5 separate regions of the Homo sapiens genome follow, and all the other regions are linked to region 5. The links are chromatin contacts, found by Hi-C or POLR2A ChIA-PET in ENCODE. All regions are on one chromosome and are shown on one strand. The core of a region is the stretch at or near the end of the contact, and the rest is flanking DNA. Distances in the headings are between cores, read along the strand shown. Region 1 holds the start of NOP14-AS1 (NOP14 antisense RNA 1). Region 2 holds the start of HTT (huntingtin). Region 3 has its middle 27 kb from the start of HTT. Region 4 holds the start of RGS12 (regulator of G protein signaling 12). Region 5 holds the start of ZFYVE28 (zinc finger FYVE-type containing 28).

Region 1 (2,700 bases), core at 120-2,619, 520 kb before region 5:
AGGCCCTGACGGGGGAAATCTTACCCAGCCTCCCCAGATGGCTCAGAGACAGGTCTGGCAGGTGCACGGATCCACAAATCTAGAAGAGTCTGGGGTTGTCACATCCACCAACTAGGCTGGCTGTCTATATACACTTTGTCACTGTGTAGGCCCAGGATTTCACCCATCTACAAATTTTCTCTGCCACACGGCTACTGCCACTTTAATTCACCAAGCCAAGCCTTTGCACTCAGGACCCTGGCCCAACCCTCTTTGGCCAAGCAAAGAGGAAACGAGAACAGGACAGAAAAAAAAGTGGGACCGGACCAGGCACCTGGCTGTCCATTGAGGCCTTGCTATGCGATCCAGGACGGAAGGTGCCGGCAGCAAGCTCATACACTCTAGCTGCGTGTCATGTCATTGAAGAGGGCGCGTGATCCAGCTGGAAGGGTGGATAAAAGTGTAACTGCCCAGTGGGTTCACCTTCCCTGTTACCTAGACAGCCAATTTATCAAGAAAGGGCATTTGCAACAGAGAAAAGGTAATTCACGCAGAGCTAGCTGTGTGGGAGACTGGAGTTTTATTATTACTCGGTCTCCCTGAGCATCTGGGGTTTGGAGTTTTTAAAGATAAGCTGGTGGGTGGGGGGCAGCCAGTGAGTCAGAAGTACCCATTGGTCAGGTCAGAGATGAAATCACAGGGAGTCGAAGCTGTTTTCGCACTGAGTCAGTTCCTGGGTGCCACAACATCAGATGAGCCTGGGTGGTGCCAGGTGACCCACCAAGTGCTGATCTTAGGCTTTACGATGGTGATGTTATCGCCAGGAGCAGTTTGGGGAGGGTCAGAATCCTGTAGCCTCCCGCTGCGTGACTCTTCAACCGTAGTTTCTAATCTTGTGGCTAATCTGTTGGTCCCACAAAAGCAGGCTAATCCCCAGGAAAGGTTTCCTTTGGGAAAGGGCTGTTATCATCTTTGTTTTAAACTAAGTTCCTCCCACAGTTCAACCTGCGTGCAGCAGTAAACAAGGAGGGCATGGAGGTTAGAAGCAAAATGGAGCTGGTTATCTCACTGTCGGCAAATTTTGCAATGGCAGTTTCATAGAGATGCCTGTCCTCTGGGAAAAAAGCTAATAACAGGTTGTCTTTTTGGCTGCAGGTGGAAAACTGCATCTATTAGGAAGAGGTGGGGCTTTGTTCTTACCCACAATTGGAAGTTCTCTATGGAGTAAAGGCGGTATGTGTGCCACCTGATTCCTTTCCCCATGTGTATCTGGTTAGGGTCGGCCACGTGAGATCCGCAAGCATTTTAGAAGGTGGGAGGGGAGGTGGGAGCTGGCTACAGGCCAGGCGTTGGCGTGGTTCCGTGAGTGTGCTCCAGCCAGGCCCAAAGCTTCTCCTGCCCAGAGGGACCGTTTCCTCCAGCGTGGGTCGGGTGCTTCTGCGCCCGGAAAGAGCGCCAGCTCCTCCTTCGGGTGACCCAGGGAGCGGGGCTGCAGGCAAAGGCGCAGGCGGCCAAAAAGGTGCCAACCGGGTCCTGTGGCTTTCAGTTGTCTCTGCCCACCCAATTCACACCATCTTTCCCCCTCAGCCGCCTGTCCTGGGACTTCAGGCTCAGCACCAAACGCAGCAAAAGTAGGTGCACAGAGAGCGGGGTCAGCTCACGCAGCCCGAGCAGAATGGCTGTGCTGCCGCCCCAGGCCCGCGGCCACCGCTGTGTGTGTGGCAGGAGTCAGCCCCCCAGCGTGGGGCCCCGAAGCCCGCGGTCCTTCCACGGGGAGGGCCAGGCCCGCAGGGCGCAGACGATGGGGGACAGGCTGCGCCAGCGCTCGCCTGAGGCCCCGCACACAAACCTCAGGCCCATGGGTCCGCTCCGCGGGGCAGGCGTCGTGGGCCCAAGGAGGCCAGGCCAGGAGTCTCGGCCTCGGGGTTACGCGGCGGCGGGCAGCTCTTCCGCTCCGCTCAGGGTGCTGCTAACCCACAGCCAAGCAGCGACCCGCAGGACCGGCGAGAACCCCGCCACTGACTCCGGCCGGAAGAGAACGTGCAGAGATGTACGTCACTTCCGGGGCGTGGCGTGGCCGGGCGTGGCCGTCCCGCCCCTGGCGGCGTGCCTGGTGCCCTGTTCCGCGTCTGTGCGACCGTCCGTCCCGAGCGCGCAGCCGCGGCAGGTGCGGGGCGGGACCGGGGGCGCCCGGGGTGGGGGGCGTAGGGGGCGCTCGGGTTGGGGGTGGGACAGGGGACGCGCGGGGTGGGGGAGGAGACGGGACCCGGGGTACGCGGGGGTGGGGCGGGTGAGAGGTGCGCAGGGTAGGGGAGTAGGGGGCGCGCGGGGTGTGGGGCTGGACCAGGGGCGCGCGGGGTGGGGGCGGTGGGAGGCGCGCGGCGTGGGGGTTAGAGGGCGCGCAGGGTGGGGGACGGGACCGGGGACGCGCAGGGTGGGGGGCGGGACCGGGGGCGCGCGGGGTGGGGGCGGGACCGGGACGCACGCGGGATGGCGGAGTGGGAGGCGCGCGGGGTTGGGGGTGCTCCTGCGTCCGGTGTGCACCCCATGGCCCCCGCCAGGGAGACCGAGTCCGGGCCAGGGGCCGGAATCGCGGGGCGCGGGCCGGGGCTGGGGTTGGGGTTGGGATCGGGATCGGGATCGGGATCGGGATCCGGGTTCCCCGCGGCTTCAAGTTTTCTCTCGCTGTTACGAGGGCGTGGGAGGCGCGGCCGTGGGGTG
Region 2 (2,700 bases), core at 155-2,654, 660 kb before region 5:
CACATCTGAGATGCCCACGGAGTCTGCGGACCCCCCGTATTCTGGCAAGCCTGACTGGAATACTGGTAAAATGTACACCTCATTCATCCCTCGGCAATTAACCTCCCCATCAGCAACGTGTTGGTTTTATTCCCAACACACATAGGCAAAAAACTTCAATCAACTCTTCCTAATATTTAAGATAATTTCATTAATCACCACGTAAGTTCACCACTTTACTTGGCAACCACAACTCATTCAAACGCCTGCAGACCAACTTAGGCTTAGATGAGCAGATCTCTTAGGTGGTGCTTAAAATCGTGTTACTACCACCGTGATCATGAACTAAATGAAATGTCCTGACAATGTAGGAAGAGCCTCAAATCTCAGGCTGTTTTAAGTGCCACTAGGAAAAGAAATCTCCCATTGGACGCGCCCTCACTCCCCGCCCCCCCCCTGCCCCGCCACTCCCGCCGAGGCGTCCTAAAAGCATTATGTCATCCACTGCCCCCACATCTCTCCAGCTCCAAACCCCGCCTCCTCTCGAAGTGTCCCGCGCCCCCAGCCCTCTTCCCTCTCAGACTAGAAGAGGGAAGTGGCACTGAGCAAATCTCGGCTCCTCCAAGTTCTCTTCACAACGCAGTTAAAAGAACCCCCGCCCTGGTTTCTCGCAAATAAAAAGAAACAAGTTCTCGCCCCAACTCTTCGCATCCTGCGAAGGGCGAGAGGGCTGAGGCCGTGACTCCCCTCGGTGAATTCAGGACAGGCCCCAACAAGGCTCTGCCTCCCCTCGCGAGAGGACAAGGGAAGACCCAAGTGAGGGAGCGGGGCTGAAGTGGGGGAAGGCCTCGCCCCAGGAGGGGGCGGGTGTCCCTCATGGGCTCTGGGTTGCTGGGTCACTCTGTCTCTGCGGGGCCGGGGGTTCGTGTCGCCGGCCCGCAGGCTGCAGGGTTACCGCCATCCCCGCCGTAGCCTGGGACCCGCCGGGACAGGGAGCTGCAGCGGGCCCAAACTCACGGTCGGTGCAGCGGCTCCTCAGCCACAGCCGGGCCGGGTGGCGGCGGGGGCGGCGGCGGGGGCGGCTGCGGCTGAGGCAGCAGCGGCTGTGCCTGCGGCGGCGGCTGAGGAAGCTGAGGAGGCGGCGGCGGCGGCGGCGGCGGTGGCGGCTGTTGCTGCTGCTGCTGCTGCTGCTGCTGCTGCTGCTGCTGCTGCTGCTGCTGCTGCTGCTGGAAGGACTTGAGGGACTCGAAGGCCTTCATCAGCTTTTCCAGGGTCGCCATGGCGGTCTCCCGCCCGGCACGGCAGTCCCCGGAGGCCTCGGGCCGACTCGCGGCGCCGCTCAGCACCGGGGCAATGAATGGGGCTCTGGGCCGCAGGTAAAAGCAGAACCTGAGCGGCCGTCCATCTTGGACCCGTCCCGGCAGCCCCCACGGCGCCTTGCGTCCCAGACGCTGCGCCGGCGGAGGCGGGGCCGCGCCGGCGGAGGCGGGGCCACGCCGGCCAGCATGATTGACAGCCCTAGCCTGCGGACTCTGCCAATGGCTGGCCAGGGAACCAGCCCGCCCCTGCCCCCGCAGGTTCTGCCTCACACAGCAAGGCCGCTGACAGCGCAGCGCCCCACCCGGGCGAAGGCGCGGGGCTCAACGGAGAGGGGACGGGGCGTGGTGAGACTGTAATGGGGTGAGGCGAAGCTGTGTGTGAAGTGTCGCGGCGAGGCGGGACGAGGAAGGGACGGGGCGGGACTGCATGGTAAGGGAGGCGTGGCGATGCGGGGGGCGTGGCGATGCGGGGGGCGTGGTGAGGTAGGGGCGTGGCGAGGCCGGGGCGGGGCACAGCAGGGAGGCCGCCTGAGGGGCGGGGCGAGACGGGGGCGGGGCGGGGCGATGCTGGGGACGGGGACATTAGGCAGGCCGGCTGAGGGGCGGGGCGGCTGAGGGGCGGAGCGGGATAGGGGAGGGGACTGGCCGGTGAGGGGTGGGGAGGCTGGGGGCGGGGCAGGAAGGTGAGAGGTGGGGCGAGGGAGGGGTGGGGCGCGGAGGGGCAGGGCCATGGAGGGGCTCGCCCATGAAGGACGGGGCCATGGACGGGGCGGGGCCGTGGAGGGGGCGCCGAGCGCGGGCGCAGGCCCATGCGGAAAGGATCCCCCGCCGACGCCTGGAGCGGGGCGACAGCCGGCCGTGGACTCTGAGCCGAGGTGGCCTTGGGGTTTGCCCTCCCGCCACACTGGCCCGTGGCCAGAGCCATACTCACCCGGACAGCCCTGCGGGGAGCCAGCTGCGGGGCTCTCTGCACGGGGAGAGGGTGGGCGAGCTCCTGCGCAGAGCGCAGAGAATGCGCGTGGTCGGCACGACCTGAGGACCCCAAGTGTGACCCCCACCCCACCCCCAGTGAGCTGGAGAGGCCCCTGCAGGGCGGTGTCCACAGGCCTGGCGCCCCCCATCGGTCCCAGCGCAGCGCCCCGGAAGGGAGGAGAGGGTCTGGGGCAGGCCTGGGTGGTCAGCGCCTGCTGCCCACAGAGGCACTGTGATTAGTGCAGCGAGAAGCAGCTATGGCCACAAGATGCCGCCCACAGGAATGAGTCCCGACCTGGGGGCGTTTCTTTATGGGAGTGCACCCCTGCTCTGACCTTCCGGCAGGACCCCCAAGGGGCGTCATTCAGCAGCAGCTCAGCAGAGGTCTGTGGGGCACCCCCTCACGCCTGGGACACAGGCCGTGGCGGGC
Region 3 (2,700 bases), core at 72-2,571, 630 kb before region 5:
TTGCCTGTAATCAGTCAGAAACAGAATATCGGTTCACTCCTCTTAACCCACACTATGGGTTAAAGAGGGCATTGCCAGGAGGGCTTTACTCTTCCAGAAGGGCATCACTTTTCCATGGTTTAGAGTAAAAGAGGCCATAACCAGAAATGTATCCCTCATGATAGGCTGTATAGCAGACTCTACTGTAAAGGCTATAGTTACACAACAGACTTTCAATTCCCTTGTGAAAGGTATGCTAAATAATAGAATTGACTAAACAGAAAAGTAGTACCTGTGCAGCTGCTGGCACCTGTGGCCTAGGGAGAAATACATCAGGTATTATAGAGATTCAGTTGTGGGAGATTAATGAAAAGGCCACTTAGTTGAGTGAGTAGCCTCTTATCTAGCTCATTGTCTGATCTATTTGATTTGGGGTGGTTTGGTGTATAGGGACCCTGGGTAAGGAGCATACTGCAAACTCTTGGTATTATCCTCCCAGTAATCATAATAATAGTCTCCCTGGTGCGCTGCATTCTCTCAAAGGTTTTAAATGTCTGCATGCAGCCATCTCTAGAACAACAAATGGTCTCTCTTCAACTGGAATGGCAGAAGCTGAAAGAAATGTGTGACCATGAGGACACCGTAACCTATGAATGACGTGCTGAGACCAGAAACCCAAAACGATGGTAACTGAGAGTGGTGCTAAGGCCCTAAGTTTTGGTCACACTCTCGCCTGTAGGGTCCAGCCCTACTGGGCCTGTGGGTTTTTCTCCTCACCTGCGGAGATGAGAGATCACAGAAATAAGGACACAAGACAAAGAGATAGAAGAAAAGACAGCTGGGCCCAGGGGACCACTACCACCTAGACACGGAGACTGGTAGTGGCCCCGAATGCCTGGCTGCCCTGTTACTTATTGGATACAAGACAAGGGGGCAGGGTAAGGAGTGTGAGTCATCTCCAATGATAGGTCAGGTCACGCAAGTCACGTGTCCACCGGACAGGGTGCCCTTCCCTGTTTGGTAGCCGAGGCGGAGAGAGAGAGGAGACAGCCTACGTCATTATTTCTTCTATGCATTTCAAAGACTTTAGCACTTTCACTAATTCTGCTACTGCTATCTAGAAGATGGAGCCAGGTGTACAGAGCGGAACATGAAAGTGAAACAGGAGCGTGACCGCTGAAGCACAGCATCACAGGGAGATGGTCAGGCCTCCGGATGGCTGTGGGCGGGCCTGACTGATGTCAGGCCTTCCACAAGAGATGGTGGAGCAGAGTCTTCTCTAACCCCTCCGCCCCTCTCCCCTGGCCAAAGGGAGACTCCCTTCCCTGGTCGGCTAAGTAACAGGTGCCTTCCCAGGCACTGTCATTACCACTAGACCAGGGAGCCCTCTAGTGGCCCTGTCTGAGCGTGACAGAGGGCTCACACTCGTCTTCTGGTCACTTCTCACCCTGTCCCTTCAGCTCCTATCTCTGTATGGCCTGGTTTTTCCTAGGTTATAATTGTAGAACAAAGATTATTATAATATTGGAATAGAGTAATGCCACAAACTAATGATTGATAATAGTCATATCTAATCATATCTATAATCTATTTCTAGTATAACTATTCTTTTTGTTTTGTTTTGTTTTGTTTTTGTTTTTGTTTTTTGAGACAGAGTCTCGCTCTGTCACCCAGGCTGGAGGGCAGTGGCGCAATCTCGGCTCACTGCAAGCTCCGCCTCCCGGGTTCATGCCATTCTCCTGCCTCAGCCTCCCGAGTAGCTGGGACTACAGGTGCACGCCACCACGCCCGGCTAATTTTTTGTATTTTTAGTAGAGACGGGGTTTCACCGTGTTAGCCAGGATGGTCTCGATCTCCTGACCTCATGATCTGCCCACCTCGGCCTCCCAAAGTGCTGGGATTATAGGCGTAAGCCACTGCGCCCGGCCTAGTATAACTATTCTTATTCTATATATATATTTTTTATTATACTGGAACAGCTTGTGCCCTCGGGGTCTTGCCTTGGCAGCTGGGTGGCTTGCCGCCCACACTCACCTAAGTGAGAACCTGGACAGAAAGGGGAATTTATTAAAATAAAATTATGGGAGGCCATTGTTTTGGACTGAGCTCATGCACTATGTCCCAACAGACTAAGCCAAACAAAAATGGAGTCACTCATGCTAAATGTGACATAATCAAACTAAGACTTTAAGGAAACACATAGATCCTAACAGATTCCCCTATAAACAGGACGTTCCAGCATAAGGAGGTACCCTCAGTCCTTGTTCCTACCTTTGCAAAACTCACTGTTCTACTGTTTCTCAGAGGGTTTCAGGACCAAATAAGTACATTTACGATGGTGATAGTGACATCAATGACTAAAGTTTTGGTCAATCTCTCAAAATTGAGAAAATGACCAAAAGGGTGGAATTGTTAAAGCAAACTAAATATGGCCTGAGAAGGACTCCATACTTCTCTATTTGAGTCCTTGTGGACGAACTGCAACCTAACTTAATTGGTAGACAAGACTGAAACCCTGACATCCTCACTTGGGAGTCTGCACCTGTGGCAGTACCTGAGTCTTGGCCAATCCCAGCAGCCGTACTTCACTCGTACACTGCTGAGAGTTCAAACTGTGTCCAAATAAGGCAAATGCCGAGCTGCAACCAACCCAGCTGTTTCTGTACTCACCTCCAATTTCTATATGTCACTTCCCTTTTTTGTCTATAGATTTGTTCTGAC
Region 4 (2,700 bases), core at 118-2,617, 870 kb before region 5:
TCTCTAGGGGAAGGCCAGCAGGACTCCACCCCAGCAGCCCTTGCTGCCCAAAGCCGCCTCTCTGCCCTCCTTGGTAGTCTCCTTGCTGTGAATGGTGGGGCTGCTGCCTTGCCTGGGAAGGCCCCCCAGCGCCCCTTCTGTGCAGGCCTTGCCGGCCATCCTGCACGTCCCTGTGGCCTCAGAAGGGCCCTGCACAGGACGGCATGGACCACGCTGAGGACTTCAGACAAAGACACTCTTAGCCCTTGCAGCAGCTCCAAAGACAGGTCCAATGAGGAAACTCAGGCACAGAGAAGGTGGTCACCTGCCCAGGGACACATTCCCAGCAAGTGACCAAGCAGGTGAGAGGCCAGGTGGTCCTCTCTGTCCACACTCCACGGCTCTGGGCCCCCTCTGTGTTCACCCTCCACTGTCTACACTCCATGGCTCTGGGCCCCTTCTCTGTCTGCACGGCTATGAGACTCTGTCTACACTCCACAGCTATGGGTCCCCTCTCTGTCTACACTAGATGGCTCTGGGCCCTCTCTCTGTCTACACTCCACGGCTCTGGGCCCCCTCTCGGTCTACACTCCACGGCTCTGGGCCCCCTCTCTGTCCACACTCCACAGCTCTGGGCCCCCTCTCTGTCTACACTCCACTGTTTATACTCCATGGCTCTGGGCGCCCTTTCTGTCTACACTCCACAGCTCTGGGTCCCCTCTCTGTCCCCATTCCACAGCTTTGGGCCCCTCTCTGTCTACACCGCACGGCTCTGGGACCCCTCTGTCTACACTGCACAATCGCGGCACCGCGGCTGAGGCGACCCCAGGTCGCTGCAGTGCGTCTGGAGTTCGGGTCTCGGAAGGCAGCTTCTGCCCTAACAAAGCGGCCGCTCGTGGAGTCCGACGAGGGAACCCTCCCAGCGCTCCCGGGCGCATCTCGCCCGCGGGACCCCCTGCCCGGCGCCGCCCCCGCGGGTCCCGCCAAGGGCCCGGGCGGGCCTCACAGCGCGGGGCCCCAGGAGGCCGCGCACCCGCCCGGCCGGAGGCCCCACAGGCCCGCGCCCCGCGCCGCCCGCCCCCGCCCCCGCCCCGCCCCGCCCCGCGCCGGGCCCGGGACCAGGAGCCTGAGTCAGGCCGGCGAACAAAAGGCAGGGCGGGCGGGCGGCGACCCCGAGGGGACGGGCGCCGCGCAGGGCTGGCCGGGATCGGCCGGGAGGCGGAGGGCGCGGGCGCGCGCCCCGGAGACGAAAGAAAGAGCGGAGGCGGCGCGCCCTGCCCCCGCCCCGGCCCCGGCCCCGCACACCTACCGGGCCGCGCCGCTCGCTCCCGCTCCGGGCGCTTCGGCCCGCGCCACCGCCCGCGCGCGCAACGGTCGCCTCGGCAGCCACCGCCCCCCGGGGTCGAGGCGAGGGCGGGGCCGAGGCCGGAGGAGGGGCGGGGACGGAGAGGGGCGGGGCGAACCTGGTGAGGCGGGGCCAAGGGGGTGGGGTTGGGGCGGGGCGATGCGGGGGCGGGGCACGGGGCGGGGCGAGGGCCTTCGCGTCGGGACAGCGTGGTAACGGGACTGCCAGGGAAGCAGGGATGAGAAGAAGCGAGGGACGGGGCCTCCACGGCCGGGGGCGGGACTTCCGTTGGGGGCGCGGCGGCGCTGGTGCGCACGGTGTGTACCCGCACTGGCCCGGCCCTGGTGCTGGGAGCGACTGCGTTCCCGCAAGCTGGTTTTCTCTGCCTCCGCTGGCCCGGGACACCCTGCGAAGGGCAGGTCGGTGTGGCCGGGAGGAGCCGCCCCTGCCTGGGCTGTCTCTGTCCTTCGCCGTCGGTGTCCGAGGAAGTCCCGCTCCCGTTGGGTCTCTGTGCCCGGGAAACCTGGCTGTGGGGAGTCAGGCCCCGGCGCCCTGGCTTTTCGGCTGGGCAGATGCCCGGAGCTGGCGGCAGCTTCGGGGGCGGCGTGAGTTCCCGCGGCGAAGCCACGGGGACAGCCAGGAAAGGCCGTTCCCTCCGGGCCCCGGGACGCCCGCGAAGGCGGCGCGGTGACTGCGGCGTCCAGCGGGTCTGCCCCTCCCGGAGCGCGGGCAGCAGCGAGGGCGGGACCGGAGGCACCGCTGGCACGAGAGGAGGAGCTGCCCGGCCCCGGCCTGCGCCTCTGGCCCTGTCCCAGCCGCCGCCTTCACCCTTTAGGCCGGAGTTCCTTCCTCGCCCTCTTCGTGTCTTCCTTCCCCGGCGCTGGGTCTCCCTGCCCCTTCCTTCCTGCCTTCCCCTCATTCTCTCCCGCCGCGTTTTTCCCTCGAGACGCATCCGTCGCTGCTGTTCACGCTCCAGCCCTGCCGCCCGCCCAGGGACTCGGCCCCTCTCGGGTTTGCTTCTTTCCTGTCACCTGCCTTGATGGGCTCAAAACGCTTCCCCTCCGTCCCCGCCACCGCCCCATGGTTTCTTGGCAGCTCTCCATCATCTAGTCTTGTGTGATTAGTTTGGATCCCAGGAGGAAACCAATGGCATTCTCAGTGGGACAATTAATTAAGAGTCCAGCAGGGTTCCCGCTGGCAGAGGCGCGGTCCGGGAGCCGGGAAGCCACAGGGCGGTGCTGAATTGGGACAGGTAACAGCAGGGAGGGAACTGTTTTCACCTGCAGGGCTGAAGGAGCGCGGCCAGAGCGGTTACAGGAAGCCAGACAAAGAGAGAGAGATACTTAACAGGAGCTGCGACCTATGGCCAAGGGACA
Region 5 (2,700 bases), core at 95-2,594:
GGATTTTGCAACATCAAGGTCAAGGATGACTTTGATAAAGAGCTTCAGAGGAGTGGTTGGGTGAAAATCTGATGGGAGTAGTTTCCAGAAAGAACAAGTGGGAAGGAATTGGAGATAAGGGGAAACTCCAGAGGGGTTTTGCCCTTCAGAGGGTCGACTGGGTGGTAGGAAGAGGAGAGTAGGGAAAATCAATCAGTTACTCAAAAATAAACATGGACCCTACCCCCAACTAAGAGAAATCTTAGATGCCAGCGCGCCTAGGCTCACATCGCGTCTGTTGGAATAAAGTGGTCATGGAGCCCACGGACCTTTCTGAGCACCTGGCACTGGCCAGTGAGGACAAGCAGGAACAGGTCAGACTTCTCAATTCTGAACCGAGGGGGGCATGACTTCCATCTCCTGTGTCTTACATCTGCACGTTTCACAACAAGCCAGAGACGTGGTGGTGGTGCGGCAGGGAAAAGTGCAGCGCTGTGGGGTCAGGCCGACCCAGATCCGCCGTGATCTGGATGCAACCCCCACAGCCAGGGCACGCCGGCCTCGTTGTGCCTGCTTCTCTGGCTGTCAATGGGAAGTTTAAGTGAGGCCACGTGTGGGTTTTTAGCTCTCTGCTTGACACATAGCAGGTACTCAGATTGAGGTGAGCGTTTTAAGGTACAAATTAGGGCACCACTGGGGGGAGTAGCGAGGGCGGAAGAGTATCTTTTTAGAACGCACCGCTGATAGTGGTGATTTAAAAAAAAAAAAAGAGGCACCGTTCACTTTCATCGGGGAGCTGGGAAGAAGACAGAAGAGGTGTTTGGGAGAAGCAAGATGAGCAGCGAGCGAGAGGGAACCGGCCGGCAGGTCATGAAAATCGGCGGCGCGTCGCCCCGCACCTGTCCCGCCCCCGTACCTGGCGGGCGCTCGGGGCAGCCGAGCCCTCCTGCCGCCGCCACCTGCCACCGCAGCAGTTTCCTGGGCCAGCTGGGGCTAAGGTGTTGGCAGTCGTCGTCCGTCAGCTCCCGGTAGGCAGGACGCCGCGGCTGTTTGGCGTCGTCACCTAGCAACCGGCGGCACGCTCCGCCGCCATCGGGTGGACTACAACTCCCACAATACACAGCGCCGCGGCGCGGCCCGGGACGCCAAGCCCTGGGCGCCACCTCCCCGCCATGCCTTTCGGGACTTGTAGTTTCTTGGATACCCGGGCGCGGCGGGTCGCCCCGCCGGCAGGGAGCGCGCCTCGGGCGGGGTGCGGCGCCCGCGCAGGGATTGGGCCGCCTCCGCCCCGCCCGCCCCGCCCGCAGCGCGCGGTGGGCCCGGGGCTCGCGGCGCCCTAGGCGCATGTGCGGCGCGGGGCGGCCGTGACCAGCGGAGCGCTGGGTGTCAGTGAGCAGCGAGGAGCCGCGCGCCCCCGTGCCCGCGTCTGTCCGTGCGCCCGAGCGCCCACTCCCGGGTCTGAGGTCTGCCCGGCGCGCCGCTTGCAGAGCATACTCAGGGCCGCGCACCTGCCCCGCGCACCTGCCCGCCGCCCGCTCGGCGCTCCGGGCTTCGCTAGCCAGCCTCCCTGCGACAGCGCGGGGGCTCCGGCCGTGCCTCCGCGTCCGCCCCGCGCCTCAGCCGGGCCCGGGCGCAGCGCTGCGGAGGGCGAGGGCCGCCCGGAGTCCGGCCAGGGCCGGCGCGGCGATGATGAACAGGTTCCGAAAGTGGCTCTACAAACCCAAGGTGAGCGGCCCCGCTCGGGCCGGACGCCCCCCGCGTCGCGGCCTCTCCCTTCCCCAGGACCGCCCGTCCGCCCTACAAGACGGACTCCCTTTCCCTGTCCGTGGCCGGCCTCTTCCCCCACCGCCGACATCCTTCCCTCCACTCCAAGACTTGGACAGATCTTCATCGCCCTGTCTCTGAGGCGGATCCGAACCTCCCTCCCGGCTTCCTAAGCCCGGGTCCAGGACTGACCCTCCTGCTCCTCCTCTCGGGCCGGGGCGCACTTTCCCTCCCCCTCTATCCAGGGCCACAACGGGCCCCTCTCCCTCCTCATCCCGGTCCTGGACGGTGCCCTCCTACACTTCGTGGTCCCCAGCCCGCGGGCCCGGAGCAGACCCCCTACTACTTCTCCGTCTCCCCTCCCTGCACCAGGAATGCCCCCTCATTCCCGTCCTGCCCCCACCCCCATTGTCCTGGGCCCGGAATAGATCTCCCTCCGCACTCCAGAACAGACCCTCTCCCCACTTCCCCAGGTTCTGAGAGAACCCACATTTCCCAATCCCTGGGTCCAGGGCAGACCCGTCCTTCCATGTCCAGAGAGGATCCTGATGGCCCTGCCAACGGCCTCCCTTCCCGAACCAGGACTGACCCACACCTCGGCCCAGTTCGCGTCCCCTCCCTTGTCCCTATCCTTGTCCCTTCCCCACCCACGTCCTCTGGAATCCGGGACAGGTCCTCCGCCCGGCCCTTGGGGCGAGCGCGCCCGTGGCCAGCAGCCTCGGCGGGGCGGGAGGTGCGGCTCTCCAGCCGGCGCCCGCGCCTCTCCTAGCGCCGCGGGGTCGGGGTCCGGGCGGCGCGCCCCGTGCCTCAGCGGCTGCGCCAGTCGCACTGCGGGCGCTGCGTCCCCGCCGCCCGCCTGGGGCTCGTGCCCGCTGCAGCCGGAGCAGGGCCGGGCGCGCTCGGCGCGGGATGAAGGCGCGGCGGTGTTCAGGATCCCGGCGCAGGGTCCAGGGCGCA

The links. Hi-C counts contacts between places; a loop is a spot of excess contacts on that map. ChIA-PET counts read pairs that join two places held with the same protein, here RNA polymerase II (POLR2A). Pooled maps may share reads with other maps.
Region 1: a loop to region 5 is called in a map of CD4-positive, alpha-beta memory T cell, with 7 times the contacts of the local background. The contact joins the promoter of NOP14-AS1 here to the promoter of ZFYVE28 in region 5. A Hi-C loop is called at or near these places in 3 of 168 maps with a recorded cell type or tissue (CD4-positive, alpha-beta memory T cell, naive thymus-derived CD4-positive, alpha-beta T cell and uterus), 2 of 37 single-sample maps with no recorded cell type and 13 of 50 pooled maps.
Region 2: a loop to region 5 is called in a map of ascending aorta, with 3 times the contacts of the local background. The contact joins the promoter of HTT here to the promoter of ZFYVE28 in region 5. A Hi-C loop is called at or near these places in 3 of 168 maps with a recorded cell type or tissue (ascending aorta and naive thymus-derived CD4-positive, alpha-beta T cell), 7 of 37 single-sample maps with no recorded cell type and 19 of 50 pooled maps.
Region 3: a loop to region 5 is called in a pooled map, with 4 times the contacts of the local background. The contact joins the enhancer-like site here to the promoter of ZFYVE28 in region 5. A Hi-C loop is called at or near these places in 1 of 168 maps with a recorded cell type or tissue (naive thymus-derived CD4-positive, alpha-beta T cell), 2 of 37 single-sample maps with no recorded cell type and 10 of 50 pooled maps. POLR2A ChIA-PET finds 5 or more read pairs at or near these places in 1 of 52 experiments (H1).
Region 4: a loop to region 5 is called in a pooled map, with 11 times the contacts of the local background. The contact joins the promoter of RGS12 here to the promoter of ZFYVE28 in region 5. A Hi-C loop is called at or near these places in 1 of 37 single-sample maps with no recorded cell type and 16 of 50 pooled maps.

What each region holds. Positions count from the first base shown.
Region 1 is chr4:2,934,215-2,936,914 of GRCh38, reverse strand. It overlaps NOP14-AS1 (NOP14 antisense RNA 1), which reads right to left and starts at 1,369. Exons shown (of 4, transcript NR_015453.2): 1 at 1-1,369. SLC75A1 (solute carrier family 75 member 1) reads left to right here and starts at 2,090. Exons shown (of 13, transcript NM_001146069.2): 1 at 2,090-2,146. RefSeq lists enhancers at 11-250, 53-1,252, 2,510-2,700 and silencers at 1,641-1,750, 1,911-2,220, 2,450-2,669.
Region 2 is chr4:3,073,385-3,076,084 of GRCh38, reverse strand. It overlaps HTT (huntingtin), which reads right to left and starts at 1,404. Exons shown (of 67, transcript NM_001388492.1): 1 at 997-1,404. The coding sequence starts at 1,259. It also overlaps HTT-AS. RefSeq lists enhancers at 509-558, 569-798 and silencers at 959-1,028, 1,139-1,578, 1,729-2,348.
Region 3 is chr4:3,046,237-3,048,936 of GRCh38, reverse strand. It overlaps HTT-AS. Among named protein-coding and RNA genes, the nearest start is that of HTT, 27 kb to the left of the region's middle. RefSeq lists an enhancer at 868-1,227. Within about 2 kb of position 1,321, at least 14 of the 41 ENCODE cell types and tissues checked have a DNase peak (open chromatin) inside an H3K27ac peak, as active enhancers do.
Region 4 is chr4:3,291,688-3,294,387 of GRCh38, reverse strand. It overlaps RGS12 (regulator of G protein signaling 12), which reads right to left and starts at 1,367. Exons shown (of 18, transcript NM_001394154.1): 1 at 1,289-1,367. RefSeq lists an enhancer at 1-578 and silencers at 1,232-1,281, 1,292-1,771, 1,952-2,061.
Region 5 is chr4:2,417,289-2,419,988 of GRCh38, reverse strand. ZFYVE28 (zinc finger FYVE-type containing 28) reads left to right here and starts at 1,344. Exons shown (of 13, transcript NM_020972.3): 1 at 1,344-1,704. The coding sequence starts at 1,666. CFAP99 (cilia and flagella associated protein 99) reads right to left here and starts at 1,034. Exons shown (of 16, transcript NM_001193282.4): 1 at 896-1,034. RefSeq lists silencers at 820-869, 1,110-1,339, 1,460-1,619 and an enhancer at 2,625-2,700.